Linked DNA regions of Homo sapiens: region 2 is linked to region 1. A link is a loop called in an ENCODE intact Hi-C map of the cell type or tissue named here. Cell type or tissue: HepG2. All regions are shown on one strand. Links, peaks and the distances in the headings refer to the core of each region. The heading gives the core; the rest is flanking DNA. Region 1 overlaps SEZ6L (seizure related 6 homolog like). Region 2 overlaps SEZ6L (seizure related 6 homolog like).

Region 1 (4,402 bases), core at 281-4,280:
CACTATCTTAGCTTGCTGGAGCTGTATTCTAGACCCTCCTCATTAAGACCCCTGACACTCACCCTCCTTCTGAAGCCCCCCAGTAGGACAGATGCTCAATTGCTCTGGTCTTACTGCTAGTAGAGAGGAAGAATTAATGGCGATAGTACTGTCTGTAGAGCACTCACCAAATGCTCAGCACTCTGTTGGGTGTTTTACATGTGTTATTTATTTATTTTTAAAGACAGGATCTCATTTCATCACCCAGGCTGGAGTGCAGTGTCACAATCATAGCTCACTGCAGCCTCAAATTCCTGGGTTCAAGCAATCCTCCCGCCGTGGCCTCCCAAAGTGCTGGGATTGCAGGCATGAGCCACTGCAGCTGGCCTACATGTGTTCATTTTGTTTGACATTTTTCCTTCCCTCCCATCTTCCTTCCTTTCCTCCTTCCTGCTCTCCGTTTCTGCTTCCCCTTCTCCCTCTTCCGTCCCTTTCCTTCCTCACTTCTCCTCTTCCTTTTTCTTTTTCAGTGCTAGCTGTAGTTAATGAGCATCTTTGTGTATACAACTTTTGCTACAGTTGAATCCATCTTCAAGCAGAAATTCCCTGGAATGAAATCCTTTGGTCAAAGGGCATGAACAGTTTTACCGCTCTAGCTGGACAGAATTGCCGTGTTGCTTTCCTAAGGGGTCTTTCAAATCACAAAGCCCCTGAGCTTACCAATGTTCTAATAACCTTGCCAACACCAAGTGTTATTGGTTTAAACATTCTAAGCTAATTTAGTTGGTGTAATGTGGTCCCTCAAGGGTAGTTGCAGGTGCATTCACTTGACCTCTACGAAGGATGAACATTTCCCATGAGTTTTCCACTTGTGTTTCATCCTTGGTGAGTTATTTAATTAAGTATTCTGTCTATTTGTGTTTTGTCGTCCAGATTTTTAAGACTAAAACTTTGAATGAATTATATTATAAACTCATCCTTATAAAATCTTTTTTCCTCATTATCACCTGTCCCAGGAGCCTTTTAAGATGACTTTTTCCATGAAAATTTAATACTGCAGATATACTGTATACTTATTTATATACCATAGGAGATCTGTTTTTTATACATACACAGGAACCTAAGCACCAATTTTTGTCCCTTTGGGGGCAACATTGCCCTCATTGAGAATGTATACAGTAAACTAAATTTAACTAAATAGTTCAACTAAATAATAACGCACTAATGATAAAGAACCAAATAATAATTGAACTAAATAATAAACTAACTTCAACAAGCATTTTCTGGGCATCTATTTTGTACAAGCAATGAGCTCGGCACTGTGGGTTTAAAAAATGAAGTCAAGAGCCCTGATATCTTTTCTTCTAGGACTTTTAATGCAAATAGGTGAAAACGTTGAGAAAGGACATTGCAAGTAGGGGGGTAAAAGGAACAGCCTAAATAAGGGTCTAGGGACAGTCAAAAAAACCAACTAAATATCATCATCATCAGCAGCAGCAGCAGTACCACCAACAATAAAGGTTCCAGAGGCAGGGGAACATACACATTTTATGCAGGAGTGGAGAGCTGAAGCCAAGACTATGCTGGTGATGCCCTTCTGATGCATAAGAAAGGGTATCCTGGTGGTCAAAGAGAGGCCTAGGAGCAGGAAGACCTCGTTCAAAGCCAGATGTGTAATTTGCTTACACTGTGATTCTGGGCCAGCCACATCATTTTGGATTTCAAATTTATAAAATGGAGGAGAATAATAATACCCACCCTTCTAGGGAGATGTGAGGATTAAATGAAATAATTCACTCTAAACTCTTAGCCCAATGCCTGGCCCAGAGGTAGGCCCCGAAGACTGTCTGCTACCACTATTAATATTACTCTTTGTTGAACTTAAAGCAGAACTACAATTCGACCTAGCAATCCTCTTACTGGGCATATATCCAAAAGAAAATAAGTCATTCTACTAAAATGACACATGCACTTGCATGTTAATTACAGCACTATTCACCATAGCAAAGACATGGAATCCACCTAGGTGCCCATCAATGATGGATTGGATAAAATAAATGTGGTACATATACACTGTGAAATACTATGCAGCCATAAACAAAGAACAAAATCACGTCCCTAGCAGGAACATGGATGCAACTGGGTGCCATTATCTTAAGTGAGTTAACTCAGGAACAGAAAGCCAAATACTGCATGTTCTCACTTATAAGTGGAAGCTAAACATTGGATGCATATGTACATTTAGATGGTCACAATAGACAGTGGGGCTACTAGAGGGAGGAGTGAGGGAGGGGGACAAGACTGAAAAACTAAAGATTGGGTAATATGCTCAGTACCTGGGTGATGAGATCAATCATACTCCAAACCTCAGCATCATGTACCATACCCATGTAACAAACCTGTACATGTACCCCATGAATCTAAAATAAAAGTTGAAATATCTATATATATACACACATGTTTCTTTGTCAATTTTGAGAACTTCATCTGAGGTAGGGAATGATTCTGCAAAGGGGTTTTTCAAGGATCTTTGGTAGAGTCTGAACTTCAGATAGATAACCAAAAATAAGTGCATAAATCACTGAAAAACTAAATTACTTCCTTTCTAGAGTTAGGTTACCCTTTTCTTAGCCCAACCCTTTCCTTTTTTCATTCTCTAGTCCAGCTTCTTAAATTTGAATGTGCACATGAGACACCTGGGGACCTTGTTAAAATGTAGACTCTGACTGGGTAGGCCTGGGATGGGATCCAAGCGTCTGCATTTCTAACTAGCTCCCAGGTGCTGCTGCTGCCTGTGCTGCTGCTGTCGCTGATGCTGCTGCTGCCGCCGCTGCTCCTGCTGCCGCCATTCACAGACAACACTTGGAGTTATTTTGCCCCATTGAGTTTAAATAGGGGTGGGGTGGGGGTGATCTCAGGATTCCAAAGGTATCCAGGGAGATGCATGGGGAGGAGCAGGGAGTGGGCAGGACACCCCCACTTACTTCCAGGGGGATGAGTGGCCACACACAGGACCACTCCTTTGCTCTATCAGGCAAGACTTGAATGTGTGTTGGGATATAGATGTCCATCCTGGCTCAGGGGCTGTGAGTCTCCCTGGCCTGGGGTGAGACACCTCCATTTCACAAATACCACTGAGCAGTTTCCATAATGACATCCCCTTTCCAGGGGGCACTGATTCTGTGCAGGCACTTTGCTGCCTTAGCAAGGATCCCCCTAGCAGCCCTAAGCTAACCAAGATGGGATTAGAATGAAAAACTGACTCCAAGCCTCCTCCCACCACCCCAAATACACAAACCCAAGATGCCTGACTTTCTCCAGCTCCCCTTCAGTCTTTACAGGCCCTGAAGTAGCTTCTGGGACATGCAGCACTTGCTGATGCTTTAATATGTGCAAATCAATAAATGTGATACACTACCCCAAAAGAATCAAAGACAAAAACCATATGATTATTTCAAGACTTGCAGAAAAAGCATTTAATGAAATTCAACATCCATTCATGATAAAAAAAAAAAAAAAACTTTCAACAAATTAGGAATAAAAGGAGAATACCTCAACACAATAAAGGCCATATATGGAAAATCCACAGCTTACATCATAATGAATGGATAAAAGTGAAAAGCTTTTCCTTTAAGAACTAGAACAAGACAAGGCTGCCTACTCTCACCACTCCTATTAAACACAGTGCTGGAGACCCTAGCCAGAGCAACTAGGCAAAGAAAGAAAGAACATCCAAAGTGGAAAGTTGTTTGCAGATGACATGATCTTATATTTAGGAAAAACTAAAGACTCCACCAAAAAACTCTTAGAACTGATCAACAAATTCAGTAAAGTTGCAGAGTATGAAATTAACATACAAAAATCAGAGGAACTTCTATACATCAACAACAAACTAGCTGAAAAGAAGAAATCAAGAAAAACAATCCCATTTACAATAGCTACCTCAAAAATATATAAAATGCTTAGGAATAAGTTTAGCTAAGGAGGTGAAAGACCTCTATAAGGAAAGCTATGAACACTGATAAAAGAAATTGAAGAGGACACAAAAAAATAGAAAGACATCCCATATTCATGAATTGAAATAATTAATATTGTGAAAATGACTATATTACCAAAAGTGATCTACAGATACAATGCAATCCCTATAAAATACCAATGACATTCTTCACAGAGATAGAAAAAGTTCTAAAATTCCTATGGAAGCACAAAAGATCCCGAATAGCCAAAGCAATCCTGAGCAAAAAGAACAAAGCTGGAGGCATCATACTACCTGACTTCAAAATATACTGCAAAGCTATAGTACCTAAAACAGCATGGTGCCAGCATAAAAACAGATACATAGACCAATGGAACAGAATCGCAAACCCAGAAATGAATCCATGTATTTACACTAACTGACTTTTGATAAAGGCACCAAGAACAT
Region 2 (4,402 bases), core at 235-4,234, 51 kb before region 1:
TACAATTGGAACCATCAACATGTGTATTTCATGGTAGGGAATGACTGCAATTTAACGACAGTTCTGTGGTGCTGGCTGTGCCCTGACTTTTAATTACAAAATGGCAATCAAGAAGGATATAAACAGGCAGTTCACAAAAGAAGAAATATATTTCTAGTACTCAGTAAGCACTAAAAATTCAGCCTCACTAATAACAAATGAAATGCAAATCTAAGCTGTATTCTACTTTCATCCACCTAATCGGCCAAGATAAAAAGCAGCAATAAAATCTGGAGATGGTAAGGGTGATGGGAAATGCTCACTTTCATCATGACTGGTTAGAATGCAAACTGTTATGACCTTTCGGGAGGGCAATTTAGTGAAAAGCCTAGAAAACGTGCTCAAACACTTTGATCCGCCAAATGCGGTTCTGGATAATTATAATAAGAAAAGATTTAGAGATTTGCACCAAGAGTTAGGAATGAGGATATTCATGGCTATCTTGTTTCTAGGAATGAAAAATAAAAAAAACACCAAGATGAATGTCCACTCACAGATGTTTAGTGAAATACATCATGTGCCACATAACAGTGTTTCAATTTACAACAGAGTGTATATATGGCAGTGGTCCCATAAGATTTTAATATTATATTTTTATTGTATCTTTTCTATGTTTAGATAAACAAATACCTTTGTGTTACAATGTGTTCAGCACAGTAACATGCTGTACAGGTTTGTAGCGGAGAAGCAATAGGCTGTACCATATAGCCTGGGTATGTAGTAGGCTATACCATCAAGGCTCGTGTACATACACTCTATGATGTTCACGCAATGATGACATCATCTAAAGATGCATTTCCTAGAACATATCCCCATTGTTAAGTGATGCATAACTGTAAATACACTCCACCCATTCAGAAACTAAATACCATGTTCTCAAAGAATACTTCAGCATATAGGAAGATGCTCACTATTTTTTAAGTGAAAAAAAAAGCAAGTTAGAAAATAGTGTGCCATACCTATTTTAATAAGCTATTTTCAAGAATCAATTGAGACCATGAATATAAAAGTGATTTGTTCCTATTTCTTACACTTCACTATTTCTTGAAAAATTTCTTACCAGAATCATCTATTACTTTTATCATAAAAATCTAATGAAAAATATTAAAAAGTGATTTGTGCACTGGAAAGAACACTTTCCAGTTCTCAAGCGAGAAGGTATTCTTATTTTTACTCTAATTCTTAGGAGATATTTGGTTCTTAGGAAATTGTTTTCTCACGTACTATATGAGAGAACAGTTTTGAATTTTCTTTCCTTTCTTTTTCTTTCTTTCTTTCTTTCTTTCTTTCTTTCTTTCTTTCTTTCTTTCTTTCTTTCTTTCTTCTTTCTTTTTTTTTTTTTGAGACAAACTCTTGCTCTGTCACCCAGGCTAGAGTGCAATGGCACGATCTCAGCTCACTGCAACCTCTGCCTCCCAGGTTCAAGTGATTCTCCTGCCTCAGCCTCCTGAGTAGCTGGGATTACAGGTGCCCACCACCGCGCCCAGCTAATTTTTGTATTTTTAGTAGAGATGGGGTTTCACCATCTTGGCCAGGCTGGTCTCGAACTCCTGACCTCGTGATCCACCTGCCTTGGCCTCCCAAAATGTAAGGATTAGAGGCATCAGCCACAGCACTCAGCCAGTTTTGAATTTTCTGAGGAGAGATGGTGGGTAGCAGATGCTTCTCACAGAGCGTGGCAGTCAGTCCAGGAGGAAGGGATGTGAAGAATAGCCCAGGGCCACGATTGAGTAAAGCCCTACACCATGACCAGGGTTTCAAGTCTTGGGAGCCATTTCTATCTTTTATGAGGATCAAAGGAGCTTGAAAAATATTTCCTTCCCAAGCACAGGACGCTTGGTTCCCCCTTCATTTTCAGAGATATAGGAGAGGAAGCAAAAGTGGGACAGGTTATTTGGAACCATCTCACAGATGGCTAAGGGGTTTGTAGGTTCCACAAAAGCTAGGACTACTTTTTGTTTGTTTGCTTTCAGTCACACTACCAGCAACCAGAAGAGCTCCTGGTATGTAGAATGTGCTCAGTAAATATTTACTGAATAACCACGATTAATTTTGCAAAAGAGGAAAAAAGAAGTTCAAAGGTATTACGCCACTTCCTCAAGGACATACACATAATAAGTGGAGCAGTTGAGACTCAAGCTCAGGCTGCCTCACTCCAGTATCTCTTATCGAAGTCACTACTCCACTGTCTGTCTTATTTATGATAACCTGCTAATCCAGAAAGGTATATGGCATATAGTAGTTGCTTTATAAAATGTTTGTTGAATGAAAGAATAAATATTTTTTCCTTTTTGTATCTCTAATATCAGCTCAAAGCTTGATACATAGCAGGTACCCATTAAATGTTTGTTGAATGACAGTATGACTGAATGGGGCTTGCAGTAGCAGAGAACGGTGGATAACTCTTATCTCTGCTCCAGACTGTGTTGTGACCTACAGCAAAGACATTGCCAAGAAGCTCCATACTTCTTTCAGGACCACAGACAGAAAGCTAGGTTCATTTCTCTCTCCAGGCTGCCCTTCTGTCCTAGAGGAGAGATTGTTCTGTGAAATAAGCCAGCCCTAGGTTGAAACCTTGCCAGTCATCTGCTGTGGATCTAAGACAAGTCACATGTTTACCCACTGTAAAATGGTGATAAGTCCACCCTCCTTATAGGACAGTAGTGAGAAATCAATGAAACGATGGGCATGGGGAGCTTCATGCCATCCCTGGCACAGAGTGGGCACTCAAAACATAGCCAGCTCTATTGCCCTGTGGCTCAGGAGCTGAGAAATGGAGGACACTGTCCCTGGTGGGGGGCTCTGGCCATCTGTCCTCCCAAGCTGCTGATCGTTTGCGGCTTCTCTGCTTCCCTTCTTTGCCTGATTAAGCCAACTGATGGCTCTGTTTGGCTTCAATTTGCCAGCCGTGGCTCCCCATCCATCTTTCTTAGCACAAATGGAAGCTTAATTCCTCCCTGATTTCACACATAGATAAAAATTAATGTGAGAGAGGCGTGAAGACCAACTGCCCTATGGTTTGGAATTTTATCTTTGTTTAAAAAAAAGAAAGAAAAATTCTGAAGGGCCTTGGGGGAACAATACTGTAACAATTGAATCTCAGAATTTATCATTAGCTCTCATTTCCTTTTTGAGCTCCACTTGGCTATGAATAACTGGAGGGCAGGAATTATGTCTCATTAGTTCCAATATTCTCTTCACACATGGCTCATAGCCTGGCACATAGTAGGTGGCAGGGCAACCTATACTCTCTCAACCACCATCAGGACTTTTGAGAATTCTAAAAGGGTTTTGCTCTCTTGATAGCTGAAGATGGCCAAGGCTGTGCCCACTGGTGCAGGGACAGTGCGTTACAAACCAGTGCTTCTCCAGGTGTAATGTGCATATGAGTCACCCAAGGGCCATGTTAAAGTGAAAATTTTGATTCATTTGGTTTTGCATGGGGCTCAGGATTATGCATTTCTAATAATTTTGCTAGTCCGAGGACCACACTTTGAGTAAGGAAGCTGTAAGGGGAGGAGCTCAGGAGAGAAGGGATCTGGACTAAGTTCGCCACTTCAAGTATGTTACTTCATCTCTCTAAGCCTCATTCTCTTTGCCTATGAAAGTGGTAATCTTATCTCCCTGAGTTCAAGTGAAATAGTAGATATTGTCCACCTTGATTTCCATGGATCCACTCTGACCATCCTCAATCATTTTTGCCAAATAGAAGTCAGAATGATCACCCTTATGCTTAAATTTTTCCAGATATCTCCTACCTAGTCCACCTGTCTTCTCATGACCTTGAGCAATACAGTTTCTGACCACTGCCCCAGCCTCCTGTCCTGATATTTTCTCTGCAGTTTAGTCAGATTGATCTTATTTATTTATTTGCTTTCTCAAACTCATCGAGTTCCTTCTGACCTCTGAACCTTAGCATGTGCTAGTGCATCTGCCTGGAATGTTTCCCCCTTCTCCCCCCCATTTTCCACCCTCAGTCTATTTCCTACTCAACTTCCAAATCTTGGAGTGTTATCAGGTAATCCTTCCCTGACCCTTCGCTCATCACTGTCCTCCTCCCAGGTGAGGTCCTCTATCACAGCTTCTTCCTGTATACCTTTTCTGCATTGCAACGCCTCTCACAATAACTGATGTCCTCTCCATCCTCACTCTGCATCATTCCACCATGTGAATTTCTTTCCTGGTCCTTAACACAATCTGTTACCAGCATGTTTGCATCCTTGTTTACTCATTTACATACTACAGCCTCACCTTGACTGGAAACTCTGTGAGAGCAGGAACTGGGTCAGGGTCCCTGCAATAGCTCTAGCAACAGGTGCAATGCCTACCACACAGTGGGCGCTCGGCGGATGTTTGTCGAATG

What was found. Hi-C counts contacts between places; a loop is a spot of excess contacts. Peaks named below come from ENCODE experiments on the same cell type or tissue, not always from the same donor. Only the 100,000 strongest peaks of a DNase experiment are listed, where the experiment ranks them.
Region 2: a loop joins it to region 1, with 7 times the contacts of the local background. A loop is called at or near these places in 1 of 110 quality-filtered maps.

What each region holds. Positions count from the first base shown.
Region 1 is chr22:26,250,436-26,254,837 of GRCh38, reverse strand. The region is part of intron 1 of SEZ6L (seizure related 6 homolog like); the gene reads right to left. Among named protein-coding and RNA genes, the nearest start is that of SEZ6L-AS1, 6.0 kb to the right of the region's middle. In HepG2, for the core only: no CTCF peak of the experiment used is centred there; no DNase peak of the experiment used is centred there.
Region 2 is chr22:26,301,331-26,305,732 of GRCh38, reverse strand. The region is part of intron 5 of SEZ6L (seizure related 6 homolog like); the gene reads right to left. Among named protein-coding and RNA genes, the nearest start is that of SEZ6L-AS1, 57 kb to the right of the region's middle. In HepG2, for the core only: no CTCF peak of the experiment used is centred there; a DNase peak (open chromatin) is centred at 2,092; H3K27me3 peaks cover 225 bases.